Regions from separate parts of the Homo sapiens genome. Here all the other regions are linked to region 1. A link is a loop called in an ENCODE intact Hi-C map of the cell type or tissue named here. Cell type or tissue: endothelial cell of umbilical vein. All regions are shown on one strand.

Region 1 (8,000 bases):
TATAACCAGCTTCCTCACTTATCAGTGACTGTCTGGTGGGACATCTGACAGACGTGCAGGAGGCAGGACAGCCTTTGGCTGTCAGAGGACAGTGTGGAGAGGAGCATGGTGGCATTCCTCCAGGCATTACTCTTAGGCATTCTGGGATCTCCAGCAACACTGGCCTCTGCCCACGGAATATCTTCATTGCCCACTCAATTTTATGATGACAAAAACGTCAGTCCAAATTTCCAAAACACCATAGGGTTGATACCCACACCCCTCTGAGAAGCTCTGCCCGTGCCCCAAGCTCCTTCGGTGCATGGACCTCCTTGTATCTACAGTCCTGACGCAGTCCTCTGGCTGCAGGTGGTGAGCCCTCGACCCATGCTGATGAGTGGGGGAAGGAAGGAACAAACAAGCAACAGGAAGACGTTGTACAAAGAATTAAACGACACCAAACTTACTCATAAAACCCTCCAGAGACCAGGATTTTAGTCCCAGCACCCAGTACTAGGTTGGCATGGGAATGAAGTCAAACTCATTCAGTCTCTCATTGTTTCCATGTTTGTATAAAAATGAATATTTTTATATTTATGTATAAAGAGGAATGAATTAATTTACTTCCTAAAAATACATAAACACATACACACATATATATTCAAACAATGCTAAAACCTGAAAACAGCACATAGTATTAACTAATTACAGCTATATACAATTTCTGTCAATACACTGAAAAATTTTGATGTGAATTTAGAGATGCAGAGAAGTTGTTGTTTTTGAGATTTTTAAACCTTTAAAACTGAATACAGGATAATTTTTCTTTACTGCAGAGAATAAACATGGAAACCACTATTTGTCTTTCCCGTGCTACAGAACAGCGAACCAGAATCTGAAAGACATTTTTCATCCATAAAGTCAATAATCAATACCACCTAAAAACAGGAGTTGAGTTTGTGCTAAGGGTGTTAAGTAGGTTGCCTTGTTTAGTCCTCAGGACTCTGCAAACAAAGCATCTCATCCCTATTCTGCAGATGAGCAAATGCAGGCGCAGAGAAGTTGGTGATGAAACTGAAACCCTAATCCAGGTCTTTCTGACTCAGAGGCCAGTTCTGTCAACCACTACTTTGTCCTCCCACTTGGCTAGAATGAGGACACTAATGCCCCTAATTCAACTGTACGTTACAAAACAAGTTTTCAGTCCCAGAATCACAGTATTATGGGAAATATTTGGGTTCCTTTACCATTTTTTAGTTCTGTCATCACCAAAGCAAGAAGATGTTGGCAGAGCTGTCCCCAGCCATTCTCCTTGTCCTTCATTTGATGGCTATTTTCTAGCACCTTCCATGCACATGAACCATGGTGACAAGGTTCACATGGGCTGTCAGCAGGACACAGTCCTGCCTTTGTGGAGCTAGAAGAAGGAGCAGACATTAATCGTATAATCATATAAAAATATACATAACCAGATGCTATAAGATGGTTTGGAGTTGCCATGAGATTATATGCAGGGGCCTGGCTTGATCTCGAGCTTTTATGATGTGAATCATTTTCCCTTTAATAAAAGTCAAGTATCATTTACAAGGCACTTGCAATGTGCCAGCCCCTCTGCCAATCACATCCTATACACCTTCTCCAATCCTGGAAAGTAGTTTCATCATGCCCAGTTCACTGGGGAAAACACTGAGGCTTCAAGAGGTCAGGAAACCCGCCCAAAGTTGGCAGTGGGCAAGCCAGCCTTTCAGGGAGGTCTTGCCAAGTGCCGAAGCTCCAGTCTCTTCTCTGCTCTGCACTCCTGCCTGCAAGGGTCTTCATAAACGTTGGTGACTATTGTCACAAAGCGAGAAGAATTTGAGACATGCACTGTCCTTCCACTGAGAATCTGTGGTCAACCTCAGCTGGCTCCCCTCCAACCCATGTTCTCTGGGCTACTGGGCTGCACGTATCCCTCTCTGGCCTAAACCCTGCAGAGCACTCCAGGCTCTTGTTATAAAACTGTTTGGCTCAGTAGAGCATGTTGGGGACCCTCTCTAGGTTGACCTCTCCTCCCCTCCATATCCCTGCTCCAAAGAAGTGCTCTGCTGGCCCTTCCTGTGTCTGTGATGCCCTGCATCTCTTGCCCACCTGGCTGACTCCTATCTTCCAAGGTCATGTCCTCCAGGGAGGCCTCCCCTGATTCCTTCAATCTCACAGGCTCCTTCCTGCATGCTCTCTTTCCAGCGCAGCCTGCATCCCCTGGACTGCAAATGGCGGGTGTTGCCAACATGTCCCCCTCCTGGGCCTGGAGCTCCTGAGGGTCAGGGATTCCACCCAGGCCAGGCCTAAGCCCAGTCCCTGGTGCTCAGAGCCACCCATTAAATACCTACAAATTGAATTAAATTGACTTTCATCTTCACAGAAGGTGGTGAAAGAAGACCCTTCTTTTTTCATAGCACTTTACCATGTTGGCTGCAGCATTTAGAGTTAAGCCAGATTCATTAACAAATACTAACAATCTAAAACTCTCAGTGATTGCCTTACACCATTTTCACTTGCCAAATATGTATAATTTGACTAGTTTCCCCTTCCTCAAAATATGAACATCCTTATGGAATAAATTTCAACACTTTTTTAACATAAAAAATACTGTCTTTTAGAATATTTTAATTTTATTCATAATCTTTATTCTATTTCATAGACTAGCTCACATGTCTTTTATTTAACTGAATGGGTATCAAGAAAAAATAAAGAATGGTTCAGTTATTACATGTGATAATTAATTTCTGAAATTAAAAAATGTCCTCTGTCCAATTGATTTGCAAAGAATAGCTTAATGGACAAAAGAAACTGCATAATATGCCTTCTGGAAAAAAAGCCAATAATTTTTTGGAGCTAAAAGGCTTCTTTTCAAGATAATGATTCGTTTCAATTTTTAAATCTTATACCAGGGTTAATATAAAATTATTTTTACATTGTGCTGGTAACCCATTTGAAAAAAGGCCTGAAAGAAAGTAGTCCCAGCTTCCTGCGTCCCCCACTTCCCCTCCAAATCAGCCAGGGCCCCAAAGTCCCGGACTCAAATAAATCAAGATTATGCTAATAACTAGAGCTAGGTGCAATGGCAGACTTTGACAATTCCAGGCAAAAGACACCAGAGGGCACTACAGGACCACGTTTTGTAATTTCAGGCGCCATTTTACCCTTGGATTTGAACAATAATTTCTTAAAAAACTGTTAACCTTCTGAGATCCGTATGTGGATTTATTTATTGCTTTCAATATCTTATCGCCACTAAGCTTAACTAGCTAGGCTTGGAAGGTTATTTTAAAGGACAATGCCCTAAAAAGGCAGACACAATTGGGCTTCCTCTTTATTTTACCTTCCTATAGAATGTCGGCATGTGTATGAGCGTGTATGAGCGTGTGTGTGTGTGTGTGTGTGTGTGTGTGTGTGTGTGTGTGTGTTTAGCAAACATTTATGATTGAAGAAACCATTCAGGGAATCCAAAAACTAAAATGCAGGATTCCACTGCCTCCCCTCCACCCACCCCGCAAAAAAAAAAAAAAAAAAGTGACGTTTCAGGCCAAAAAATTGTTTTCGTTGTTATTACTTCTGTAACTGTCTTCAATCACCTATTAATTTAACCAGCAAATATTTATTGAAGCCCCTAATGTGCCAGTCCCTGGGCACACCATGATACCTGAGCCACATCTCACCCTGCAGGGTCTCACCCATGATGAGAAGGCAGTTCTCTTTACTCCTGTCAGCCAGATTTAGTCTTAGAGCATCAATATCCATAAGTGAAAAGTGACACTTCAGCTTAGATTATTTCTCTTTTCACTGCCCTTCAGAAAAATTTTTTTTTTTTTCAGAAGAAAATAGGATTTTAAAATCACTGCTTTCTAGATGTGACCATCTCAGCCTGAGCAAGAAGGATCAAAACTCTCTTGCTGGAACTGCCTTCTCAGTGACTGAATTTTTATGAATCAAATAAAATGGTTGCTTGTGGGTTTGGGGAATGCTTTTTTTCCTTCCAAAGTCCCATATTGATTAGAATGAACTACATCGAAATTTAACAAGTGACAGAAGAAAGTGCCACCACTCTTGGCGTCTAATGAAGCTGTTGGGCAGTGCTGCCATCCAGAGTGGGGGAAATGGGACACAGGAAGTCTGTTTCCTCCTCCCCCAACAATACTCCCAGCCCCATTGGTTTGTACAAACAAACATGTGAGACCACGTGGTAACATAGACAAGTTACATTCCTTACCTCAGGTAATACCCACAAGATAGCCCCATTTACCAGCTGAGCAAACTGAGGCTAAAGGTTACTTCTTTGCCCAAGGTCACACTGCCAATATCCAAACCCAAGTCTGTCCACCTCCAAAGATCATGTGCCTTCTGCTACCCAGTGTAAATAACCCAAAAGAACTCAAAGACTGTTTTCTTTGAAGATAGGTGAGGCAGACACTGCTGTGTGCTTGCCCCGAGCCATCCTATCTGCTTCCTGTGCACACAGCTGGACTACATTTCCCAGCTCCCCTTGGGGGAAGGTTGGCCCTGAGAGTGGCGTCTAGCTAGTGGAATGTGAGTGGCAGTGAGGCCTGCCCACCTCCTGCACAGTCCTTCATTCTCTCTCTCTACCTGTCACAGCCAGATGCAGAGTACTCAGCAGCAAACATTAAGGCCCTTAGGGATGGTGGGGCCACAGAATGAAAGGTGCCTGGGTCCCTGAATCACTGCATGGAAGCTGTCCAAGAAACGCTTTCAGTGGTCCAAGAGCAAGAAATAACTTGTTTTGTGTTAAGCCACTGTGACACGGGGTTGCTTGTTAAACAGTTAGCCTTTGATACATAATACACAAGGAAAGAAAATGGCTTCTGTGAAGGTGTCCATTTGCCCACCAGGGGACTTGCCTAGTTCTGTGGTGGTGAATTTGTTCACAATTTCCCTGGGCGTCAGGAAAAGAAGACATTGAGCTAAGTGATCTCTAAGGTCTTTCCCCGACCTGAGAAAAGCCTGTGGTTCTGTGGTTCCCCTCTCTCACCCGCCGGATCCCGTCTCCCACCACTCATATCTGCAGGGGCCAGCTAAGTTACCTGGACCAGGAGGGACTTAGCCCAAACTCCTACCCACCCAGGAGTCTTCCTTCCCACATAACACCTTCCCTGTACTCTGCTGGGCAGCTATACACAGATATGCCCCCTCGGCAGTGGCAGCAATATGTAAGATGCCCCGGCAGGAGGACGGGGGGCTTCACATGGCCTTGTGCCACCTGTCCCAACTTTCCCTGCCCCCTGTGTAGCCTGTGTGGGAAGATGAGCACCTTCCTCCAAGAAAAAGGCTGGGTATAGACCAAGACCTGGAAAACTGCTGGGTATCCGAAGAGTGAATATGAGGAATTCTGCTCTTTGAAAGCACTGCTTCTTCGACTGATGTCACTAACATCCATGAAATATCATCCTTAAGCTATTTTAAGTCTACCTCCAGTGACTCATGGGATCTCCTTTTCTGTCACTGAACGTGATGTGCTCAAAATGAAGATAATGTTAATATAGGGAAAAGCAGAACTGAGAGTTTTAATGACACAGACTCCTGGCCAGATCAGGAAAGGAGGGTGTAGTTCGCGGCATTTGTGATTCCGGCTGGGTCTCCGGTGCGGAAATGAAACTCGCCCCCTGCTGGCCCGCCCCGGCGCTTTCAGAGGGAAGGGGAGCCAGGACGCCCGCGGGGATGGCTGCCCAGCTGCGAGTCACACACGAGCGTCGCCCACGCCCGGCGCCCCCGCACTGCCCATGATAGGGACCTACTGAATTGGATACTAGTGGTGTTTCTGGAAAAATCAGGGAGGATTGAGACCTGGGTTTTCGAGTGACAAATTGGTGATGCAGATGAAAAATGCAGGACCCAGTTGCATATGGTGGCAGTCTTTGGCTGCCTGGAGAGAAAGAGAGAGAGAGACCGCGCGCTCACTATCAATATGATTAACTATTATAGTGCGCAGTGTTTGGGGCTATCCATTCCTTTTCCTCCTTCTTCTATCACAGATTCCTCCCTCTCTGATTTCAGAAGGAGGAGTTAGGGAGGGTCGGGTAAGTGCCTGACCTAGGCCACTCAGCATCCCCCTTCCTCCACCAGAGTCCTTGGCCAACTAAAAACCATTCCTGGGAATCTTCTGCGGAACCCTGCCCCTCTACCCTCCAGCCTGCCAAGCCTTTTTTCTGTCCCCTGCAAACTAAAGAATCCTGACTACCAAAGCTATTGATGGTTCCCACAATATGTATTGTTTGAATCCACTAGCACCTGACACAACCCAAATTATGAATTACCATAATTACCAAGGGTAAAACCCAAGGTTAATGATGAAACAAATTAGTGCACAGTTAAAAAATATAAAAGTGTTCTATAACTACTACAAAATGAGATAAGGTTAATTAAAGTAATTTTCAAAATATTAACAGAACCATAGTTCCAGCAAGTATAGGAACATTATCAGCGCATTTGCATCATTAAAGGATTTAAACAATTTATAGAGCCATAGATAGAACACTTACATTTGTGAAGGTCAAAAAAAGGATAAACTATTTAGCTTTATTTTTGTAAGCCTATTTCGTTTTCTACATACTGTGGCATTATTATATCTAAGAGTTAAACTGCTCTAAGTATTATTTGTAGATATCTATTTATGAAAGAGGTTATCTTGCTTATAGGAAAAATAATGGATTAAGCTTAACCATTCACAAATGGACAGTTATTTGTAGGTACTTAAACGTGAAGATCTATCAGAGCATGGTAATTTGTCATTTTTTAGTGCTTATTTGACTGTCTATAAGAGCACAGTTGAGTACAAAATGACGATGTTTCTGTAGTGCCACTGCTAGTTTGATTGATAATGAGAAGATACAGCTACCATTTTTAATTTTTAAAATGCAAGATTATTCTGGAGTAAATTAACCTAATCACACAGAGCAAGTAAATTAATGTCAGTTCCTTACTTAATTGCAAAAATAATATTAACCCAAAGAATCTAAATCCACTTCTGACACATATTCAATTTTTATAATGTTACATAGACAGTTTTTCTGGATTATATGTAATGGTTTCCAGCATTAGCTTCTCTGCTAATTGGAAACGTTGGGCATGGGAGCATACATATTCCAGTGGTGTTGAAGAAGGTTGCTTCCAGAATTGATCTAGCTATATTACAATTCGGGCACCATCAAAGAACCATTGGGTATTTTTCATGGCAAGCCTGCCATAAACTCACCCAGTGAGAACTTCTCAGGGCTTTCATTCTCCTGGCGTAAGTGGGTTTTTTCCAAAGCAGACCAACAGCTCTCACTTGAGAACTCAAGTTTTCCAGCTCTCATTTCCCCAGTCTGCCCCAAGCGAGTCAAACAGTGTCAGTACTGTCTCCCGCAGCACCTTGAGGGCTGGTGCCTGTGTTTTCCCGAAATGAGGGTAGACGTGGTTCATGCAGACTGGAGGAGAGTCCCTGAACTCACAAAATGTCTCCTCGGCCTTAATGCTTTCCAAGTTGGGAGATTTATGTTGCAACCTTGAGAAGGGCAGAGTAAATACAGAGCCTGCCAGCTATTTGTTTTCCTGTTGATGAATTCCCCAAATTCAGACTGGAAGCCCTCCAAGAACTGAAGTCTCTTCAAAAGGCAAAGTGTTAACCCTGAATCCTTCAGCTGCTTTTGCCACGTCTTTCTCCCCCACCCAGAAAGCTCCAAAGTATCTCTGAGGTTGTGTTCGCTGTATATGAAGCTCTCCGATGACTCTTCCTTTTTATCACACAAAACAAGCCAGGGCCAAAGACCACGGAGGAAGAAACCAGCTTACCACATGGTGCAGGGATCTTGCAAGAGCTTCTCCTAGTGAGGCTCCCTAGAGCCTCACTCCTACACATTCAGTATAGCTTTCTTTAGTCATGAAAGTGATTCCACTACCTAGTCAAACTTTGCTAGCTTGAAATATTTGCCACATGCTCTATTGCAATTGTGGTTTTCATCTTTAAATCATACATCCTTAATCTTCTC
Region 2 (8,000 bases), 200 kb after region 1:
ACTGGTCTCAAACTCCTGACCTCAAGTGATCCGCCTGCCTCGGCCTCCCAAAGTGCTGGGATTACAAGCGTGAGCCACCGTGCCTGGCCACTGGGCATATTTATGTGTGTGTGTGTGTGTGTGTGTGTGTGTGTGTGTGTGTGTGTGTGTGTATCTGTATATAGCTCAAGTCTCAGAGTAAAATGGAATTCTTAAACTAAGTCATGGTCCAGAAAGTTTTAAATCTGCTGCTCTAGAATATGTTACTCCCCAGAATATAGCAATCTAGTCCTGAAAAATCCAAGCGACTAGATCATGCCCAGGTTTGCAAATCACATATTCAAGGGAAACTGAACTTCATTCAGGAAGCCACACATGACGAAGGCTGACAATTGAAGGGAAAGGAGCCATTGGCGACTGAGGCCACTGAGGGAGTGCATGGGAACACCAGGCTTCAGGACTGAGCAACTGGGAGCAGGCACTGGCAACCCAGGCTAGACAAGCCAGAGCTAAATGGCATCTGCTGCCTCTTTCTGTGAAGCTGCTGTTCTGAGCCAACAGTCAATGGGGCCTCATCTAGCTCACGGGCAGCTGTAGTTGATTTGAGTTTGACACAGGTGGGCCAGCCTCTCCGGGCCTCCGACTTCAGTATGCTGGATACTTCACCTGGATACTTGTCAAACATCTGGGTTCCTGGTCCTGGCTCCAGAAATTCTGACTCAGTTGGGAAGGGGAGAGAAGGAGATGGTAGAGTTCACAACCAACCCACACTTGGAAATCACTGGAAAAAAACAAAGCATTCCATTTCCCTGATGGCAACTAGGGCAGTTTCCATCTCTCAGCAAGTATGTATTAGGCAAGCATATGGGACTAGGAGTGTGCTAGGCGCTGCCAGGAATGTTTTGGATTTTTTAAAAATATATCTTAGGGCCTTCTGTTAAGGAGCATATAAGTGAGCTGTGTGATATGCTTGCATGTGTGTAATTTAATTACGAAAGGGCAGGAAAATAGGGAAATAAAAGGGGGAGATGACAAATAGATAAAGGTACACACGTCCCTTTTTCTCTCATAACGTTTGGGGAGCAAAATCATGTTCTCTTCTATTCATCTAAAATAACAAAAAGGGTAGTGATGTGAATGAGGCCAGGGAGTTCCTCAGAGGCCCTTCCTTAAACAGAAGGTGATTAACTAATAGTCACAGAACAAGCATGTGGAGTGCAGGTCCAGACAAGCAGATCCCATATCCAGGCCTGCTGGGAACAAGAACAGAGAGAGGACCCATCTCTGCCTGGCTAATGTGTGACTTAAAGCATCGTTAGTTCTTTTGACAAATATTAAGATGGAGAACTGAACTTCAGCGCTCATTATGCAGCAGAGATTAAAGCCCAGATGTGGTCAATTATGTGCTCAAGGCCACACAGATGGAGCCAAGACTTGAACTTAAAGCCCCTTTGATGACCATATTTGACCTACACTGTTTTTTCAAGATATGAATAGCTAGCTGGCCACATATACAAAAATAAACAAAGCTAAGACCAGCACCTACAGTACAGTATTACCTGGAACATGGTAGGCACTCAATAAATATTTGTCAGATGAATTAATGTGCCATTTAAAAGATACACAATATTGGGTCAGACGGCTGTGAAAGCCTTCGTCCAGCACCTGATGGCTTCCCCACAAACATGCCTAATAATCAAACAAGCTGCACTGATCCCTTTTTTATGTTCCCAGAACAATAATAATAGCTAACACTGTTAAACACTTACTAGGGGCCAGACACTTGCTTTACACATGTTGACTTAATCTTTATAACAATCCTATGAAACAGGAACTATGATCATCACCATTTCACAGAAGAGGAAACTGAGGCACAGAGAGGTTAAAGCAGCACAGAGCCTTACTTCACAATGCTTATAAGAAAAATTCTAGGACAATTAAATTCTAACTGATGGGTGCAGCATGGGATTTATTATCCAAATAGGAATTTGGTTGTATTAAAGCAATAGGAATTAGCCTGTGGGAAAAATCATCCTAGGCTGTAGAATTAGAGAAAAGGTCACAGTGGAGGTGGGATTTAAGCTACTTCTGAAGATAGAGGCCAGACTGAAGGATAAGGGAAACGGCATAAACAAAGGCCTGGGGCCAAAATATAGAAGGTGTGCCCAGAGACCTTCTGCCTGGAATGGAAACTGTGCCTCAGGGATTAGCAAGACGTAAATTTGGATACTGTGGGGTAGAGTCGGAGTACAGAGGACTTAGACACAGGCTAGGGAGCTTGGTTGGTTGTTTAAGAAGCCTGTCTGGTTTCTTGACTAGGAAATAGCCCAACAAGAAGTGAACTTAAGGGGCATTAGCTTGGCCAACAGCCTGTAAGAACAGTGGGAGAGGGCAGCGGCTTGAAGGCCTGGAGACCAATATGGCAGAGGCTGCATTAATCCAGGCCTGGAGACAACAGAAATGGAGAAAAGACACAGCTGTGAGAATATGTTATTAAAAATTCAGTAGCCATGCTGAGTACCTCCTCTGGGCCAGGCCAGTTGGGGCTATGAGCTCACTAGTTGGGGCTATGAGGTAAGTGTACCTACAAGGTAACCTCGAGACCAAGCCTGTGAGCTTACCTCGCTGCATCCTCACCGCAAACCTGGGAGAAGGGGTGTTATTGTCCCCATCCTAAAGAAAAGAAAACCAAGGCCCCAACTTCACCCACCTATGCTTCCAATGACATAAACAGGCTCTGGCAATGCATTGGATGCCTCAATTTCTTATCAAGAATAGCTCCTTTTTGCTTCTTCAAAGCCATTTGAGGTCAGGGAGGTAGTTGGAGGTTGATATGGTTTGGCTGTGTCCCCACCCAAATCTCAACTTGAATTGTTTCTCCCAGAATTCCCACGTGTTGTGGGAGGGACCCAGGGGGAAGTAACTGAATCATGGGGGCTGGTCTTTCCTGTGCTGTTCTTGTGATAGTGAGTAAGTCTCATGAGATCTGATGGGTTTATCAGGGTTTCCGCTTTGGCTTCTTCCTCATTTTTCTCTTGCTGCCACCACGTAAAAAGTGACTTTCACCTCCACCACGATTCTGAGGCCTCCCCAGCCATGTGGAACTATAAGCACAATTAAACCTCTTTTTATTCCCAGTTTCAGGTGTGCCTTTATCAGCAGCGCAAAAACGAACTGATATAGAGGTGATGAATTCTGTTTGGTGTTTATTGTGTCTGAGCTAACAGAAGGACACGCTGGTTCAGGGAGTTGAGAATCCTAGCCAGCATTCTCACAGCATCATCTCTGAGATTAGAGGAGCCTGCCCAACTGAGAGATAGTGACTGTGGCTAGGAAGGCTCTGTGAGAAGGGAAGAAACTGGCCCTTATCGACCATCCTTGACCTTTGCATCTCAAATCTCATTTAATCCATATAAAATGGGTATTGCTTAGGCCCTTTGAAAGCTAACATGCTGGGCCGGGCACGGTGGCTCACGCCTGTAATCCCAGCACTTTGGGAGGCCGAGGCAGATCAGTTACCTGAGGTCAGGAGTTTGAGACCAGCCTGACCAACATGGCAAAACCCTGTCTCTACTGAAAATACAAAAATTAGCTGGGTGTTCCCCGTCTCTACTAAAAATACAAAAATTAGCCGGGCGTGGTGGCGCGCGCCTGTAGTCCCAGCTACACGGGAGGCTGAGGCAGGAGAATGGCGTGAACCCGAGAGGCGGAGCTTGCAGTGAGTCGAGATCGCACCACTGCACTCCAGCCTGGGCGACAGAGCGAAACTCCATCTCAAAAAAAAAAAAAAAAAAAATTAGCTGGGTGTTGTGGTGGGTGCCTGTAATCCCAGCTACTCGAGAGGCTGAGGCAGGAGAATCAGTTGAACCCGGGAGGCAGAGGTTGCAGTGAGCCGAGATTGTACCATTGCACTGCAGCCTGGGTGACAAAGCGAGACTCCATCTCAAGAAAAAAAAAAAATAACATGCTGAGCATTAAGTAGCTAGCCCACAGAGAAACTGGGCTAGACCCCAGCCAGACACTTCCTACCCGAGAAGCCATACACAGCAGGGTGCGGTTTGGCTCGTCTAGGAATAAGTGAGCCCTTCTCACGGAACTGCTCTTGAGTTGAGGGCCCTTTTGCCACAAGCTGTGGGTTGAAAGGTGTAGGCAAAAGTTCACCTTTTAATCCACAGCTTGGTGATCCTTTTCTGAAAGAATTCTGGCTCTTCAATGCAGGTATAGTCAAGAAAAGAAAGTAGTCAAGAAAAGTCTTACCAAAGCAACATAGCTTAGTAAATTGCATATGTACATTTTCTTCTCTTTTATGAACATTCTTATTCCATGATTAGACAACAGCTCTTTAAAAATCGAGACAGCAAAAACGGTGACAGATTTGTCCCTGTCTTGCAAATACGACCCTTTCAGGGGTCTTTGTAAGTTGTGGAAAAGTAAGTCTGCCAATCCACCAGCAGATGTCTCTGTTTTGCCTAAATGAATAGGGCTCCCTCTGTTCTCAGCCACTCCATTTCAGATCCAATTAAACAAAACCCTTTCTCCGATTGTCCCCAGAGATCCCAACATGCTTAAAAGCAAAGAATTTTCTTCCTCCTTAATTTTTAAAATGGAGAAATGTAATGGAATAGTTTCTCATTCTCCTAAAAATCAGCATTCAAGTCTCATATACCCATTTCTTGTAAATCTTATAAAACCAAGCTTATACTGGTAGTTGCCAGGGGCTGGAGGAAGAAAGGAATGGAGAGTTATTATTTAATGGATACGGAGTTTCCGTTTTATAAGATGAAAAGAGTAGAGATTGATGGTGGTGACAGTTGCACAATATTATAAATGTATTTACTACCACTAACCGTACACTAGAAATGGATAAGATGGTAAATTTTACGTTTGTGTATTTTATCACAATAAAAAAAAATTGAGGGAGAAAAAAGCCAACCTTATACCAAAGAATATATTACCCTCAACTTTAGTCCTTACTGTAAATTCCACTCATGAATTGGCAAAATTAGCTTAAGGAAAGTAGATTTCGATAAAAGTTTAAATTCTGTGCTCTCAAAGTAAAAGTTTATTAGTGGACCACCTTTTGTGAATAAATAAGTCCATCTTGAGTGGAGATGGAACATCTCCTTTTGGAAGATTTTGTGATAGAAGAGATGCTGAAAAAGAATTTAACCTCGTGATGGAAGTCATTTTTCATTTAAAGTATCTCTACCGTGTATGATCCAGAGGCTCTGTTACTTTCTTCCTGTTATGCCTTTTCCCCTCAATAACTCTAAATTTAAAAATTAAGTAGAAAATACTAATTAATATTTGCTGAGTTTTTTTCTCCCTAAGCAAATTAGAGCCCCGTTTTCAGTCAATCCATGTGACCCTTGAGAAATGCCTCCCCTGTGTCAAAGCATGCCTGGTCCTGTAGGAACCCTTTTCAGCCAGCAGGACCCTCAGGAGACAGGGAAACCTTCTTGTCTAGAACCTCCAAACAGGAAGTGCCAAAAACTAAAACCTTGCCCGAGGCAAAGTGTTCTTGTCAAGATTCAGGTTTCTATGGCCACACCTTTTTACATCCTGACCACTAAGCCAAACTCATCGATTTCTATTTCACACTCAAAAACACACGTACACATGAAAAGGAGCACTTTAGGAATAGACTGACCCTAAGAGAAATAAAACCTCAAGAACTTCCAGTAAATTTATTCAGAAGATCTCAATATTGCACTTAAAATTCTATTTCAGTTCAACGAATCAACTTACATTGAAAAATGCATTTTCAAATGGAGGGCACATTAGGGATCTCAGCCCAAACATAGCTTGGGTGTTTTTCCAGCTGAATGTTGGCCTGACTCTCATACTAACCTCTCCTGTGTATGAGAGAGAGCATCAGCCTTGATGCAGCATTGATCCAATTCTCCTGTGCTAAGCATGTCTCGATTTCACGTAATCACTGTATATCACTTTCCTTTGTATTCAGGGTAGAAGCTGCCATCGGTGTTATTTCCTTGCATAACCCCCTGTTCTAGCTCGAACTGTACTAATGAGTGACCAGAATTTACTGCCACGTTGGACAACAGGGCCAGCTATGCTTTAAATGTTTCTTTTCACCGAAATAACCAGAACGTGTCAATCAGCTAATATTATGCCACCAGTGGCATCTCATTAAAACCTCTTTTTTATTTTTAGCTAGATTCTGTCAGGTGAACACCATCCAACTATTCAAATGTTGCTCCCCTTACAGAAGCTTTCAGAGGAATTTGGAGCTGAAGTTGCCAGCAACAGAGAGGGCCACAGCTAACGCGATAGAGCTGCTCACAGTGTTAGACCAGGCCTATGAAAACTTTGCACCGCAGATCCTCCCCAGGTGTAATCTAGGTGGGAGAAAGGCCTTCTAGCTCTGTAGTTGTCCTATCAAAAAACAAAAGTTTCTCCATGGAAAGCTCCACTTGTGGCCAAAGAGAAGAGGAATTGGAGACCTGGCAGGGAGGAGCTGTCAGAGCCCAGGGGGAGAGTGTGAAGCCATGGTCCTGGTGGCCAGACAGGCCTGCTTAGAGCCTGGCTCTGTCACCTGTTACTATGTGGCCTTCAACAAGTCACTTAAACTCTTAGATCTCAGTTTCTTCATTTATCAAATGGCAAAAACAAAATCCATCATGCTGGTATAATGGGGATACTTTTCTACAAATAGTAAATGCATGCATTTTTTACTAAATATCTTGTATATATATGTGTATACAAATTATAAACTAACTATAGATTTTCACAGCAAACATACCCAGATTAAGAAACAATGTAACCAGCACCTCATTCCCTCCTAAGAGTAACACATCCTGACACTTAACAAGATAGACTAGTTTTGCCTCATTTTGAACTTGATCTAAATGGAATCTTACAGTATGTACTCCTTGTGTCTGGCTTTTTTTATCCAGCATGATATTTTCTCTAAGAAATATCCGTGTTGTTGTGAGAAGCAATAGATTATTCCTACTCATTGTTATACAATATTCCATTGTATGTCTTTTAAAAAATATATACCATTGTATATGTATATATATATACATTCCATTGTATGTTTTTTTAAAAATATATACCATGGTATATGTATATATATTCCATTGTATGTTTTTTTAAAAGTCTATTTAAACAATATTCCCTTCAGTCTACTTCCTCCAAGGCCAAGTACTGTGTTTTTTTGTTTTGTTGTGTGTATGTGTGGGTGTGTTGTTTGTTTGTTTGTTTTTGGAGTCTTGCTCTGTCGCCCAGGCTGGAGTGCAGTGGCACGATCTCGGGTCACTGCCACCTCTGCTTCCCAGGTTCAAGCCACTGCATTCCAGCCTGGGAGACAGAGTGACACTCCATCTCAAAAAAAAAAAAGGTAGATATTACTATGAGAGTTATTACCTTACCATCATCATTGTTACGACTACAATAACTCAGATAACCCAAAGCAGCTCTGTTCTCTTGGGCATATTAGGAGAGCACCTCCCAACATATTCTTAGGAGGATCTGTAGTTGCTTCCCCTAAAGGAGCAATTAAAGATGGCTGTGCTGATCCTACAGTTCTCCCCAGACCCCCTCTTCACCATTCCCCTGTCCTTCTCTGCCTTTCCTCCTCCACCTTTCTTTACCCATTCCCCCCAACTCCTCGCCTCAAAGCATCTTGGCTGTTTTCTTCTGGGAAATGTGGTAGTCTACAGCGAGACCACCTCAATTAAAGAAGAAACCAGAGGGCCTCCAAGAAAGGGGAGCCAAATGAAACGCTCTTTCCAAAAGCATGTATGTCTGTATGATCACAGCGGCTTCCAAAACACCCAAAACTGAAGAAAAAGTGATGCTTAAATTATGTTTGAGCGTTGATGATACCTGAAACTCAGAAAATCTTTAATCTTCCACAGCAAAAAATGAGCTTACTATGTATACTTGCTTAAAGTCCTCGCATATGTAGACTGATTATCCAACCTCCCTCTCGTTTCCATCATTGAGTATCATGAATTTGTATTTGAATTCCTTCTCTTTGTCTAAACTTTGAAGGT
Region 3 (8,000 bases), 470 kb after region 1:
ACTCCTGGGCTCAAGAGATCCTTCCAAAGTGCTGGGATTACAGGTGTGAGCCACCCTGCTTGGCCTGGTGCCTTTCTTATTTGTGTCCTAGGAAGCACCTTACCCAGAAGGGCCCATTGTTTCAGTTTAGAGAGATGAAGAAAGTAAGAAATGATCACTTTTTAAATTTGAAAAAAACCTGAACCAATTATTTAAGATTAAAAATTAAAAATCAGTTTTACAGTATACTTTGTCTTCAGATAACCAGTAAAACTATCCAGAAGTGCTCCCACCTCAGTGTTGCATTATTTTAAAAATTCCATTATGTGGCAAAAGTGTGTTCTAGATTTGCTCGTGGTGCCTGATTCATTAACTTTACTTCTTGTTTTTTAAAGGATTACAAGTACCACATTGGTTAAAGCTCATTTCAGTTTTGTTTTAGTGCAGTCGTTTTGTTCAGTTCTTTCCAGTCCTACTTGCAGTTCTGAAGAATATTTCTTTGTTTATGATGCCATTACAGGAATTTGTAAGTGTCTGGGTTCGAGATCCTAGGATTCAGAAGGAGGACTTCTGGCATTCTTACATTGACTATGAGATATGTATTCATGTAAGTATGTAGTCAGTAGAAATAGTAATTTTGAGGGACTTTTATGGGATACATTTTATGGGATAAAGTTGACACTTGTAAAAGTTTTTCTCATTCAAATAACTGAATTTGAATGATTACAACTAATGCTTTTATCTTACATGAACTAGTAAGATGGTTCCTAAAGTTGAAAAATTACTTATTTGAATCCCTTATTGTTCCTTTGTTAATATTAACATTTTAATGTTTATTGCCTTCACATGTGAAGATGTGCACGCATCTAAAATGCATGGGTAAAGAGTACTTATAGCTCATTAATGGCATTTCTTATGATCTGCTATAGCATATTTCTGGATAATATAATGCCTGATAACCTTCAAGTTTGAGAGGATATAGAGTTCTTTGGAAAAGAGATGTGTGGTGTTTTATATATAGAATCAGAAGGTGGGAAATGGATATGTGCAATTATTGTGATTAATTTATCTAGAATCTGAGTAATTAATGTAACGAGTAAGCAACTAGAAATGATGTGCCTTGCGTGGATGCTACTGTATCACAATCTCTTGAAAATGTTGTGTGGTGTGTGGCCTTCTGTGACCATCTTAAACAAGGGTAAGCAAACTTCTCTGTAAAGGTAGTAAATATCTTCAGTTTGTGGGCCATACAGTTTCTGTCGAGACTACTCATTTCTGCTGTTGCAGGTGAAAAGCAGCCACAGACAGTGCATAAATGAATGAGCATAATTGTATTCCAATAAAACTTTATGTGCAAAGACAGGTGTCAGACCAGATTTGGCCCTCAGGCTGTAGTTTATTGGCCCCGATTTTGAGGATAATACTCTTTGCATCTAAACCAGATGCATATCAGATGCAAACTAAATTAGTTCAACTGGGGAGCATAGCAATTGACCCAGATTGTATCCGTGACTTCATAGCACAAGTGAAGTAAAATTTAGCCATTATTTAATCTTCCCATTGTAAATAGCTAACTTGGTATATTGGACACCCAAACACCAGCTGTAGAACTTTTCTTTTTTTAAATTCTCCTTTCTTCTCTTTTTTCTTTGAAGTTTCCCCAACTTTGAAAATAAAAGAAAAACTCAGAACTGCTTTTTTGATTGTGTTGTAAAGCCATTCCAGGATATGCCATGTATTTTGATTCTGTTTTGGTTTTACTTATAAGCTCACACTAGAGTTGCATTCTGTGTGGAAAATTATGACTATATAAGAATAAGCATTTGAAGTAAAATGAAATAGTTTTAGTTGCCTTCTAACTTTCTGTAAAAAAATTGTGCGTCCTTATCACACACTTCATGATAGGCATGAAATTTAATTATTCCCAGGAATTAATGAAAGTATAGATTCTGCTCTGCTCTATAAATAGCCTGATGTAAATTCAGAAATCTCCATCTGGAGCCAGAAATGATGGGTTCCACAAATACTATTTGATGGTGTCCTGGCACTTTTCTGAAATGCTAATAAATTGACAATGGATAAGCCTTGGCTTGGTGGACAGCAAAAACAAGCAAATAGATTTATTAGAGGAACTTAATCAGTTAGTGATCTCAGTATCCTCTAATCTTGAAGAGACTTCCACCTGTCATACAATTAAAAGTGGATGGCAGAGCTAGGGAGTTCTGGTTGGCTTCTCTTAGTTGTTAACCCATAGAGCTTTGGAGGTAGAGAAGCTGGTCTTTAACTTGTTTAAATTAACCTCAAGGGAGATGATGTCACACAACTCTGGGATCTTAACATTTACTTGGAATTTTAAATTAGTAGACCCTAGAGCTGGGTAGCCATCATAAATACTCCCCTGAACCTGCCCTGCAAATGAAGGACTTATGGATCGACCTTAGTCTGGTGTAGGTACCAGGTGGATTTTTAGTTATTGACAACCATGGTGGTTGTGAGCAGAGAAATTAAAGGGAATTTAAATGGACCCAGCCTGTGTGTGAGATGTCAGGAATCCCTGTGGTGGTCTGGGATTCTTTAGGGAGAGGGTACCGGGAAGATAACCTGCTCAAGCCTTGTTAGGGGACTAGTTCTGGTATAACATGGTCTGCAAACCTAGTCCCCAAGGAGCACAGTAGAGTGAGGCCCTGGTGTGTTATAAGTCCACCCACAGGATGTTATTTGCCACAAACTCCTTCCAGCGGGTTTTGCTGCCATATCGTTAAAGATAATGGGATTTAGACCAGTGGCTACCTTGGGGATAAGCCTTTTAACCTGTCTACATTCTGAAGTTTTCTGAACTTTACAAAGCATAAGCATACCAGGAACCATGTCATATATTTCATGAGAACAGTTTGAGAGCTAATGCACATAATTACTTAGATTTCCCAAGGAAAACAATCGCTGGGCATATTAAGTGATAGAATAATAATTTTTGAAATAGTACTGATCTTGGGGGTAAAGAATTGTTTCTCATTTAGATTAGAAAATCGGATTTTGAAATACAGAGACTAGAGATACTCATATTTTCAAAAATCAGGAGAAACAAATATTTTGGTAGTCGCTTGTTTTACTCAAAGGAGAATATTTACTCTCGTCTTATGTTTACTCAAAGGAGAATATTTACTCTCGTCTTATGTTTACGCAAAGGAGAATATTTACTCTCGTCTTATGTTTACCCAAAGGAGAAGCATTGTGGCTGAGCTTAGCATGGGGACACCATCGGTGGCTTTTTCCAAGTCTGCCTTAGGATAGCTGGAAGGAAACCAACACTTAGTAACTAACAGTATTATTAATAGATAACATTGGTCAAGTGCTTATTATCAATCCTCACAACCACCCTGTGAATTAGATATATACTAGTTCATCCCATTTTAGTACTGAGGAAACTGAAGTTTGAGTGACTTGCCCTGTAGCAGAACCAGGACTGGAATTCCGGTCGGCCTGTCCTCTATGCCAGATGTTTATCCCCACGTACCACGGTCATTCTCTGGCTCGGACGGACACGCTCCCTCTCACATACAGTAGAGAAGGGAATGCTGTTCTCTAGGATTTCTGGTGATTTGTATGATCTGCAGGGTGGCCATGTCAAGGAGATGAAGATTTCTGCAATGTCTCATAAAGGGTCATGAGGAGGTGTCTCTAAGCCCCAAAGTTTCCTCCAGCTTACGTGGATGGTGGTAAAATGCAACGGATGAACCTGAGCTCCTACCTGTCATTTATATGTTAGGATTTATTTTTTATGATTTATTCTTGAAAGCAGTGCTCATAGGTGAGTAGGAGGCTCCTTCAGGATGCAGGGAGTGGCCAGGTCATACCTCACCCTGGGGCAACACTGCTTATTTCCATCATCCTGGCTGTCTTCAGGGCTGTTATGTTCCTGGGTTATGTGCAAGATTTCAGAGTACTGGCATAAATATAAATATATGTTTGGTGGTTTAAATCCTATTTAGAGTGAATGTTGAGATCATATTGTGAATTATAGATACAAGAAATGCATTTTTTTCCTCAGGTAAGACTCATTTTTCTACTTTCTCTGTACAGACTAATAGCATGTGTTTTACAATGAAAACATCCTGTGTACGAAGAAGATATAGAGAATTCGTGTGGCTGAGGCAGAGACTCCAAAGTAATGCGTTGCTGGTGTAAGTGATTTAGAGTATACTGTGGAGACTTTGTCATTATATTCAGTATTTAAAATTGACGTTCATTAAGATATATAAGATATGAAGGATTTTTATAGGCTTTTGCCTTGATTACAATATGTAGCTTTAGTTTCTTAGCTACTGCATCTGAATTTAAAATTTATCACTTAAATTTCACCAACTTTGATGGGTATAGGCCATGAAAGGCCTCAGAAATGTTTAAAGATGGGTTTTTCTTTAAGCTGACTTCCTGATACCCTTATTATATAACTATATAATGTATAATCATAATTATAGAATAACTGTGTGATAATAATCATCATACATAATTTGCCTTCACTTTGAGGGATTTCTGTAACAGAAGCACCTTGAGTTAATCATTTAAAAACATTGTTTTTTCTTTCTCCTAAGACAACTGCCAGAACTTCCATCTAAAAACCTGTTTTTCAACATGAACAATCGCCAGCACGTGGATCAGCGTCGCCAGGGTCTGGAAGATTTCCTCAGAAAGTGAGTGTCCAGAAACTTTTGTGGCCAGACAAGGGGTGTGAGCAAGTGCTTTACAAGAGCTGCATGGTGGTGTGGGGAAGAGTGTTCCTGTTTCTGAAATGCAAATAATCTGCACTAGAGCAAAACCCAGTGGCCCATTTCCTATATTAGAGCACCATCTTGTGGCTCACATCATCTCGTACATATTTGGGACCAAGTCTTCTAGAAAGAAAACAATGAACAAATTGAATTAAATATCTGGTCCTTTAAGCTGTCAAGCAGATCTAAATTACCTGGGCGTTTAGCTGACAAAAGTAAAAATTTGCCAGGAAACAAATATGCCTAATCATCAAAAGGCACTTCTTAAAAACTGTCTTTCTTTACAATGCTTAGAATTTACAGACCAAAATCAGCTCAGTAACGGGCTGCTAATATCCTTCTGGGTTCCTCTAATAGTTTAACGCTGATCTTTGAAGGGAATGTTTATAAAGGAGTATTTGGTGGCGTGTGAACAGTCTCAGTGAGTTATTAACTCTGGATTACTCTGTGATGGTGGGTATTGCCGTTAAAGCTGCCTGAGTTCACACTACCAGTGATTTCCCTCCCCCAATCCACTCTCTGGAATGCTGGAATACCCAGAATGCTAGAGGCCATATAGCACGCTGATTTACACCTAGACTCCGAGGCCAGGCTACCTGAGTTCAGATCCTCGCTCTGCCACTTACTAGCTGGGGGCTTGGGCAGATCATTTACCTCCTCTGCCTGTGTCTTCCCATCTATAAAATGGGGTAATCATAGTACCTACCTCATAGGGTTGTTGAGAAGATTAGACAAGTTAGTGACTGTAAAGCACTCATGACAGTGTCTGGCATGCAGTGTGTGCTATCTTCATGTTGGCTGTTATTATCTTAATGCACTTAGACATGAGACAGCTTTTGCTTTCCTAATTTCCAATTTTGTAGATAAGGAAATAGGCTGAGTCATATGACTACTAGTTACTGACAGGACCCAGTCTCCTGAACTGTTTCTTTTTCTAGTAGTTTCAGGATCTGAAGTCATCTCCTTTGGGGTTCACTAAATAGGACCTTAGAGCTAGCCTGAAATAAATATACTGCCTCCTCCCCATTTGGCTCTCTCATAAAGGGTTTGGATATTAAGTATGCACATTAATATTAATATTTATTTCTATTAGATTGACTTAGTGCCTTTTCTTTGAAGGTGTCCTAGAGGCATACAGAAAGATCCAAGATTATAAATTGAGGGAGAGTGGGCCAATGAAGAGAAGCCAGAGGAATAAACATGGCAAGAGACCAGAAGAACTGATTAGCAGAGCCAAGTCCTCCGAAAACATTTCATTGTATTTTTGGGGGGTATCACAGGCATGGCAGGACAGAGACCTGGCCAAGTTTTTCCTGCCCTTTCCCCTAGAGGAGGCCTCTGATTTTAATTGTTGTCTCTATGAGGCCCAGGTGGCTGATGGCCTCTCCCTTGAGATGTGGTCCCTGCCACACAATTCTACAGAATTGCCTGTCACTCTAGTGTAGGACATGTTGTCCTCGGGGAGCTGTGGCATCTTGTCTTCTGTAGGGAAGTCTTATTTCAGGTCAGAAGGCAGCACGTACCTCTGAATTATATTGCTGGTTAAGTGCAGGGTATGTGTTTTTGACCAGGAATTACTTCGTTGTTTTGAACACAACCTTTCTATCCACAGTTGATCTACCCAAATGAATGACCCTGTGAGTGTCATTCAGCCATAGTGGGGTTATGCTTGTGCCAGGTTATTTTTGCATAGTGCATGGTTTGACTGTTTGCTGGTTGTGTTTGATGCAGATGTCATAGTAGAAAGTGTCCTGGTTCAGGAACTCAAGGAGCCGGGTTCTAGGTCTCCCATAATCATGGTTCCTGGTTTTTTTTCTAGCTGCATGTGAGCCTTGGAACAGTCACTTCATTCCTTTTAAGCCTTTGTTTGCTATAGAGTGGGATAATAGTACCCACACATAGCCAACCTCACTGGGTGGTTGTGTCCTACAGATGAAAAGGACTTGAAAAAAACTCTAAAAACCATGCAGCGATCCTTCATTCAATAGATGTTTATTAAGTGAATGCTTTGGGCCAGGCTGCGTGCCACGGACATAGGACTGCACAGAATGAACAAGTCCTTGTCCTGACACTTCCTTCTAGGGGGAGCACTGTGTACACATCCAGGGCTACGGCTAGATTCATTAACACTGAATCTGGATTGTCATCCGATTGGATTGTCAAATCATGGAATTGGCAGGGGGTTCTCTTGTGATATCATTTGTTCCCCTGTGGTATGTGAACATTTGTCTACAAGTTAATATTTCACTTTAAAAATGAAAGCTGGTGCTTCCACACAGCCTAAACCTGAAGGAAGTGAGGAGTCAAATACCACAGGGCTGGCTTCAGGCCTGAACTGAGCTCTGCGGCCCCTGCTGACCCTCCCCAGCCTCCCTTCTGTGTCCCTCAGATCTGTGCTTGCCCGGGTTGTGTAAGGTAGTACCCTCCATGTCTTTGCCCCTGGTGCCCCCTCCCCTCACCCAACCAGGGTCCACTCTAGGGAACTGGATGTGATGTGTACCTTGGCACTGTGTCTTGGCCCCAGTTTGACATCCTCTGAGCCCCCACTGGTTACCTGTTAAGTAGGGCCAGCCATCAATAGCCTGTACCTTGTTTGTAGAGGAATTTTAGGAACCACAGCATTAAAACATGGAAACATGCTTGTATTGTAGGTTTTTCGCATGCATTTTTAAAGCCTGGTTTTCATGTGAGTTTTGAAGTTATGAACCAGAAGCACTAAATATGTTCAAACCTTTTGAAACCACAATGTCTTTGTATATGTGTATATATACCTATTTTTCTTTAAGGTCATTTGTGAAATGATACATATGTAATAAGAAAGTACTGATCTTTGTAGAGGAATTGGAAAATTGTTTCTTTGACTAGGTGCCAAATAAGAATAATTTCTACCATTTATCGAACACTTTCTACGTGTTTGGCATTTTACATGTTTTAGTCTCAGTACTAAAAATCTTAGGAGTTGGGTATTATCTCAGTTTTATAGATAAAGAAATTATAGGAAAGATGGACATACTATATGAATCCCAGAACCTGGCAAATTTAAAATTAGCAGTACTCTTAAATGCTGGCTAAATTTGGTATGATTGTGAGATTTTTCAAATATATTCATTTTTCTTCAGTCTTAACTATAATCTCCCTTTTGTATTCTTGCCCCTGAGTAATTATAAACTTAAAGTCCCTTCTAATAGTTATGAAAAGAAAGTTATAGGCTAAAAAATATAAACTCAGTAAGTCTCTAACTATGAAAAATGG
Region 4 (8,000 bases), 770 kb after region 1:
TGGAGGAGGTGGGAAGGATGGGAAAAGGTCCTTAGAAAAGGGTCAGTTTGGCTTGGTGTCCTCTCTGGACTCTGCTGCTTTGATTGACTTCCTATTTTCATCTGGACTGGAACGTCAAGTGTTCCTGCATAAAAGTTTCGTCTCCATTGCGGATCAGCTGCTTTGGATCTGATATGATAACCATGGTATGCTTTCCTGACTAGTGAGCCAAATTCAGCTATCCAATTGTCAATTATTGGATGATTCTTTTCACATGCTTCAGATTATTTTCTAGAAATGGTGACCTCATCAGTGGTCAACAAGCATTTGTTGTGTGCCTATTATATGCAAAGAATCCAAATAAGCATTTGGTTTTAATTCATCACAGTACTGCGCAGCAGAACAGTGTTCAATTCAGGGCAAGGAGGCTGGTGTGAGGCTTGGTTAGGTAACTCACTACCCTAAGGCTTTGGGGACAAATTATTCAGCCTGTTTCCTAATCGGGAAAATGGTAATGAATAACAGAACTTACTTCATAGGGTTGTTATAAGAATTGAATGAAAAGTGCACAGCATGACAAATAGTAAACACTCAGTAAATGTTAGCTATTACTATTACTAGTCTGACTTAAACTGTTATCATCACATTTGATGTGATAAAGAACACAAGGTTTTCTAAATAGACTCCCATGGGAGCTGGGAGGGGAGGGTAGTAGATGAGAATCTGCTTATTTGTTGGAATTTTCTCCTCCACGAAAGCAGCTGTCTTTAACCAGCATACACTAGTGTCATTAATTTTCTCCTTTGAGAGTACCTGTGTGACACTTTCCTCAAACAAGAAGTAAATTGCAGTTCAAGCTACAAAATGGCACCTGCTTTTACTCTAGCAGGAGTGATATTTTTATATTAGAAAGTTGAGGCCAATAAACAGAAAACAGACAAGGGCTGTGCTATATTGCCTCTCCGAGTAATGGATAACAAAAAAGAAAACTGAAAAGAAAAAAAAAAAAAAAAAAGAGGAGAGAAACCTAGGGAAACACCTTCCAAAGTTCCAGCATTAAGAAAGGTACTTAAGAGATGGGCTTTGGGAGCAGTTTCTATATTCACGCCTTTGCACATAGTCAAGTGTTTTGGCTTGCTCAACTTCCAGCCCCTCTCTCAACACTGAAGACCTAAACTGAGCAGTGGTATGACTAAGGCGACTTTCTGCATTTACAGTTCCTTTCATTTTGGGGACTCAAAGCACTCAAGTTAACATAATCATACAACTTTAAATAAACAGGGAGTAAAAGTTAACAAAAAGGACAAAAGCTAAATTATGATTAGATTTGGCAGCAACTGTGAAACTTCCCACTTACTTGCACAAATTTTTGATCTGCCCAAGGCGACAGCTAGAATGCTTTCAAGATCAGATGCAGGAAAGGCTTCTCTGATATTACGCAAGTGGAATGCAGGGCAGCAGTGATTTGAGATGTTTCACTGGAAAGTGAAAGTAGATCACTTGCCCCAAGCTGCCCGAGGAGGCACCTGTGCCTCTTATTTGAGGTCACAACACTGAACACAAGGGAAGAAAGGAAGGAAACATCTAAGGACAATGTACCACAACTCAACTTTCTTATTATTCACAATCTCACTCAATTCTGTTATAACAATAAAATCCAATCTACTTGTTGATAGTATTATGGGATATACTAACTGTATAAAGGCATTTTCTCTACCAGGTTTACTAGTCAAGCTCTTTTCTTCTTAAATCTCATGTCTTGAGATATTGTGGGGTGCCAAATCAGTTAATTAACAAATATTTACTGGATCCACACCATATAATGTGTACCATGCTGGCAATAAATAATATGTTTGTGTATAAGTAATGGTAGAACAGATTCTACTAGCAGAAACAAGAAAAAGCCCCTCAAACATAGCATTAATGAAATGTCATTCCATGCTACTGTGATCATATGATTTTTAAAGTATTTATCTCATCATAAAATAGTATGCTATCAGAGGTTCTAACAGATATTCTGGAAGAACTCAACTATAAAGCAGTAGGCGTATAATAAACTGGCTAAAGCTGAGATGTCTAGAAATCTCTTGTTCCCAATCCAGAGTATAAACTGTTGTGCATTTGAGTATATATTAAACTTGTATAATAATATTTTAACAATGTAGTACTTATTGTTTCTCTGTATTTTTGAATACTAAGTATATTACTATAAATAAGATCATATTCATCAAATGTTTTTATTTTATATATATATACAGTGTACACACACACACACACACACAAAGTATTCTTTCAACCTTTGAGTGAAGCTGTGTTTTCCATGGCTTGATCATGTTTTGATCTCCACTCTTCACCACCTCTTTCTTTACCATGTGGATTGCTTTCAATAGTCATGAACCTACTGAACTCAAGAGAAGCAAAAGTGATCTCTATATGGTGTGTGTCTATAACTCCAACAAATGAAATACAAATGACTGATTTATCTGAAATTTAGAACTTTAAAAATTCTCACAATGCTTCACTCAGTCTCACTGATGAAGTTCAAGCTCTTAAACAACATGTATATTAGGGTTAATTTTCTTCTAATGGCTGAACTGCAAATCTGAATTCATAATATCTAACTCAGTTCTATTTTAAATTATGACCCTGGATAGTACCAGTCTATGAATAAGTAGCAAGTAGTAGAGTGCAGAAATTACATGAAATTATATAAAAAGTAGAAATCATAAGAACTAAGAGTGAGCCTTTGTACACATTTAAGAAACAGTTGAATGGATGCCCTACTCTTTGTGCAAGGCTATATTCAAAGTGGTTGTGTAATGATAGCAAAAAGTGAAACAAAACAAAACATGAAACAAAAACGAAACCCCATATATATGGATTTCACCTACACATGGTTGAAAAGTGATTTCTTTTTCCCATGGTCCTATAATACTTTATGTAATTATCTGTAATTAAATTAGCACACAGTAAAAATAATCAGCTTCCAATAAAATAAAGTATTCAAAACAATTGCTGGACTAAATGACATTCTTTTTCTATGAAAGAAAGTGTCATATGCAGCAAAGTGGCAAAAATAGAACGGAGTGAGCTGTGTTAAGTGTAAATCCTAAAGCAATGAAAGTCATTTGTATTATCCTTACTTCTTTGAATAAATTCAGATGACAGCCCTATTTCATTTCTTCATTCAGTTTGGCGGCCAGATGGCATTAGAATCATTTACTTCACCTTGTTGTGCTTAATTACTACAATCAACACACTATTTTCCAAATTAATCATAACAAAGTAATTTCATTAGTAACACAGCAGGCTGTTGAATTATTAGCATCATAACAGTTTGCAAACAATTAAACTTTATTTGAACCTTAAAAATTTGCAGAGTGGAACATTATTGTAAGATCTAATGGCAATAGAGTACAAATTCAGTACAGAGCAAATAATCAAGCAAAATGCTATATAAAATATGACTTACAATCACCTTTGAAAAAAATTAGCTCTCTAACTGTTCACAGAAAAACAAATAAAAGCTAAGCAAACATAATGAGACCATAGCAATTAGCATATTTTCTAACAAGCCATGTTGTTTAAATTTATATTAATGATATTATTATGATCTTGAAGAGTATGTGATATATTGTCAAGGGTGTAAAGAAAACTCTCCCTGGTTTGTATACAAATGATTTCATCAAATGAATATAAAGCAGTCATGAATTGAAAGTAATGATTATTTGTCCTGTCACTCCAGTTTTAAGTCTTTTCTTTCCTTTCTTATGTCTCCCACCTATATTCAAGTTTTAAAAGAACAAAGGCCGGTGGAGATCTGAACAGAAATAACACCTTATTTCTGTATTGTCACTGTTCACGAGACTATCTGGCTTGGAACTGTTGGTCATCAGTTGGCAAAGGACTCCCTCTCCTGGATTAACTGTAAAAGGAGGCAGAAATCTAGATGCTTTCCATCATGGGCGAGTTTGTGCCATGGGGGAAGGGTTTCAAGAGGTTTTGTCTGCAATGAAAAGCTGCTGCCATCTACTGGCCTAGGACTAAAAACTTCTTTTCAACCCAAAGCACAAACCCAAATCCACAAAGGCTACATTGTCATGGGAAACAACGGCTTTTGCTTTTCAGCTGCTCAAGTTTTGAAAACCAGTCCACTAAAGTCGTCTTTGGTTGTCTAACTTTTGCCAAGATAATTTCAGTCTATTTCAATGGCACTATATGAGGAAAAGGTAAGAACTGCACAAATGTAACTTCTGAAAACTTTAACTTCACAATGTCTCTCTATATAAACTTGTTTACTCACAATCCCTAAAATCAAATTTCTTTTTTTTTTTCACATTTGAGATTGGATGATCATGATATTGAGGGGGTAATGGTAAAGCAGACCCTCTCAAACACTGCTTATAAACAGTTTTACACAAATAATGGAGATTTTAAAATATTACCAGCTCAGATACATGTTTAGAATCTTTATAAAGCAAAGATATTGAAAAGTTCCATAAAGATAATACCTGATAGGTAATGATTCAATATTAGGAGTTTATGTGTAGTCCAAATAATTATCTAACCAGCAATGCATTTTGACATATGTTAAGGCTACATTGGTATCTCATAGGTATTTTAAACACCTCTGATTTCAAATATACATGAAAAGGTAATTATATGATTCTACAAATCTTGCTCAGGCAGCACAGAGTATAACTCAAATGTCAGGCTAACACTACCTTTCTACTCACCTGTTGGTACATGCTACCACTGGGATTTCTACACTCTCCTCTGCAAACCCTTCCTTTCTTTTCAGTGCTCTGAGAAGTATATAGAAAAGCCTCAAATCTGCTGTTCTGCAGTGGGATGTAAATAGTATAGCAATAAGGCAAGATAAGAGAGTGCTTGGTTATGCCTTTTTACTTTGAGAATACACTGAGATTCTGTTTTTTTTTTTTTTTTTTTCTGAGATGGAGTCTCACTCTGTCGCCCAGGCTGGAGTGCAGTGGCGCGATCTTGGCTCACTGCAACCTCTGCCTACCTTGTTCAAGCAATTCTCGTGCCTTGGCCTCCCAAGTAGCTGGGACTGCAGGTGAACATTACCACACTTGGCTAATTTTTAGTAGAGACAGGGTTTCACCATGTTGGCCTGGCTGGGAGATTCTTTATACCATTTTGTTAGTGGTAGGGTGGTATTTCTTAGGAATTTTTTGTTTCATTAAATTTAAACAAAAGTACAGTAGAAAATGTTGCCAGGCCCATCATCGCACCAGGATATTTGTACGGTAAAATGCTTTGCATGAGTCATACTTCTGGTACGCACTTCTGTTGCAGGTGACAGCACACTGCCATTTGCAACTTCATCATTTTTTCTTTCTTGCGGCTGTACTTAATAGGAATTAAATGTGTGAAAATAAATAATAACAATAAAGTTATCTATAAAGTTTGAACATTCTTTAGCATTCTTTGTTTAGCAACCACATTCTTCAGCATCTACCAAAAAAAACTCGCATGATACACTAAATTTAAAATGCTATGAAATTATACATTACTCTCTAAAAATAATTGATGTCCAATGATTAAGAAACATTACAAATCACACCAGAAGTAGCAATAGTAGCATACTATGCTATAGTAGACTATATGTTACGTATAAAATAGTGATGAATTCTTCACACAAATCAAATGGGTAAATAAAAACTATAATTATTTCTTTGCAAAATAGCAACAGGTATAACTTAACTGGTTGCATCTAATTTACATTAATATCCTTCATTTAATTTCACATCAGAGGAATATTTTAATGAGCGACTGCATAAAATAACAGTCAAAGATAAGTAATGTTTAATAAAACAAGGAGAGGTTAGGAGCTGTCACTCGTGCTTTCATGACGCTTCTAAATCCAAAGCATTTGCAGACAAGCAGAAGAATTTTCCTTTTCTGCAGGAGAAAGGGAAAGCTGCATTTTAATTTTTGATTCAGCTGAAACTTGATTTTTCCTGCTTAAAAAAATTACACTTTTAGCCAAGGAAAAATGTATTTTTACTCAACATTTTGTCAATTCAACTCTTCAGAAAGGCCATAAAAAGTGGTATTTTACTGAAAAGGAGGAAGTTTGGGAAAACAGCTGGTTACTATCAAAAGAACTTTCTCTAAATAATCTATTCATTTCCAAAGTAAATTCCATAAAGTTTTTATTTTAAAAATTCTTATTTTAAAAATTAAACCAGATCAAACAAAACAAAAAAGATTTCGGGGCACAATCTTTGTGTTATCAGAAAACTCTAAAGACTTTTAAAAAGGCAAAGACTCATAACGAAGAGACCAAGAGAACATATGAGCTATTACAGAATATTGGATTAAAATGTACTTACCCAGGACTCTCAAATATCATACATCTCCATTATGTAGGCTTTAGGCACCAAGCCAATGGCTCCCTTCATTTCTCCTACCCACCAGCCATATCTATTGTATTCCTAATTGAAAACAATATGCAATATTAACCTTTAGACTGGTGTAAGTACAATGTCGTTTGTATGCAACTTCTTAGAAATGTTATTTCTATTTATAAAGTTAAAAGAGCTTGAGCTGCAAATGTAAACATTTTCATCTTTTTGTTTCTGGACACTTTAAAATGCTGTTAGGCAACGATTTAAATTAAGGTATAACACAAAGCCTGTTTATTATTGGGCACAGAACACAGAAACAATCACTCATGATGAAAACCTAGAAAATGAAACTACCTCAGGAAGCCTTCTCTCGGGGACACTCTCTCTCTCCACAGAGCCTGGGGATACCTTTCATGTGTAAGAGGCTATAGAAGGTTAAAGCCAGGATCCTTAAGCTATTATATTTGCCTTCAAGAAGCTTATCATCTAGCAAGGATAAAATAATTTTTTTTACAATAAACTACTTATTTCTTAAACTTATATGACCTAAAATGATTTAGAATGTTGATAGATGTGTGCCCCTTCTTAAGAAAATCTAATATACACACTTTAACAGATAAATTAGAGAATACGGAAACACTAATAATACCAAAAAACTGCTTAAAAAATAATTCACAAATAGGTTCCTTTAAAATAGTTTCCCTAAGGCATTTATTATTCCTTTATTATTGACCATAAACTACCTTAGATAAAGAATAGGTAGAAGGAATTTAAAGGTGCTGTTAGAGTCACCCTTATAGTGGAAGATCAATAGGAAATAAAAGTATCTCAAGGTATAAAGGCAAAATATTAATCTACCTCTAAAACAGAGTGGTCGATGAGTCACTTTTGCATTTACTTTGCAACTTGAGATAAACAAACCTATACCTCCTTTTCTCCCACTTTTTCCTCCTTTGACAGATACACCACTGCTTTAGGCATTGTGAATACTCCATAACCGGTCTCATATGTCTGCCAGATTGACTAATGTATTTTTATCTCAAATTTATTTATGTGTAGTGAGATACAAACAAAGTAAAATGAATTTCAAGTTTCAAGAATAATATCTTCCAAAAGCAATACTCTTCACAAGCATTGTAGTGCTCAAATTTAATTTTTCATATAAGATAAATTTTCAAAATCAATCCCAAAAGTAATTTAATAGGTTATGATTTTCCAGCATCTGAGTCATAGATAAATGTGCATATGTATATTGAGTTATATGTGGGGAGGGAATGTTAATACTAGTACAGACTTAATATTTGTATTGATTAGTATGCTATTGACCATCAGAAAGGAAAATTATGCAATTCTTTAATACAAATGTAGCATTACATTAGCGTGTATGTATTGATATGTAGTCTATCAATAGAGAGATTATAGGATAAAATCCATAGGCACTTTTTCAAACAGTGGGCAGTATCAGGATTAGGTTTATTGGAAGAACAAAGTGGAGGGGGAGAGGGGAGAAAAGACCACTCCTGCTATTGTTATTCTATTGAGGGCACAGCTCTGGCTTGTGAGGCAGTAAACTCAAGATTTTAAGTTTTAAACTTTTAAAGTTCATTGATAGTGTGAACTTAGTGGACGAAGCTGTATAAGGAACGA

The links. Hi-C counts contacts between places; a loop is a spot of excess contacts. Peaks named below come from ENCODE experiments on the same cell type or tissue, not always from the same donor. Only the 100,000 strongest peaks of a DNase experiment are listed, where the experiment ranks them.
Region 2: it touches region 1 in a loop (6-fold over the local background); 4 of 110 quality-filtered maps call a loop at or near these places.
Region 3: it touches region 1 in a loop (18-fold over the local background); 106 of 110 quality-filtered maps call a loop at or near these places.
Region 4: it touches region 1 in a loop (12-fold over the local background); 78 of 110 quality-filtered maps call a loop at or near these places.

The regions. Positions count from the first base shown.
Region 1 is chr7:25,889,897-25,897,896 of GRCh38, forward strand. No RefSeq gene overlaps it. Among named protein-coding and RNA genes, the nearest start is that of MIR148A, 56 kb to the right of the region's middle. RefSeq lists enhancers at 3,091-3,170, 5,364-5,453. In endothelial cell of umbilical vein, CTCF peaks have their summits at 3,110 (motif pointing right) and 5,652 (motif pointing left); a DNase peak (open chromatin) is centred at 3,195; H3K4me3 peaks cover 324 bases; H3K27ac peaks cover 333 bases; H3K27me3 peaks cover 1,109 bases.
Region 2 is chr7:26,086,704-26,094,703 of GRCh38, forward strand. The region is part of intron 1 of LOC105375199 (a long non-coding RNA gene); the gene reads right to left. Among named protein-coding and RNA genes, the nearest start is that of NFE2L3, 61 kb to the right of the region's middle. In endothelial cell of umbilical vein, a CTCF peak has its summit at 4,436 (motif pointing right); a DNase peak (open chromatin) is centred at 4,438; H3K27me3 peaks cover 302 bases.
Region 3 is chr7:26,360,476-26,368,475 of GRCh38, forward strand. SNX10 (sorting nexin 10) reads left to right here. Exons shown (of 7, transcript NM_013322.3): 3 at 500-586; 4 at 4,060-4,160; 5 at 4,572-4,670. Among named protein-coding and RNA genes, the nearest start is that of LINC02981, 34 kb to the right of the region's middle. In endothelial cell of umbilical vein, a CTCF peak has its summit at 4,809 (motif pointing left); a DNase peak (open chromatin) is centred at 4,816; H3K27me3 peaks cover 752 bases.
Region 4 is chr7:26,663,753-26,671,752 of GRCh38, forward strand. SKAP2 (src kinase associated phosphoprotein 2) reads right to left here. Exons shown (of 13, transcript NM_003930.5): 12 at 6,339-6,440; 13 at 3,316-5,904. The coding sequence ends at 6,348. Among named protein-coding and RNA genes, the nearest start is that of LINC02860, 30 kb to the left of the region's middle. In endothelial cell of umbilical vein, a CTCF peak has its summit at 3,932; DNase peaks (open chromatin) are centred at 1,449 and 3,929; H3K4me3 peaks cover 305 bases.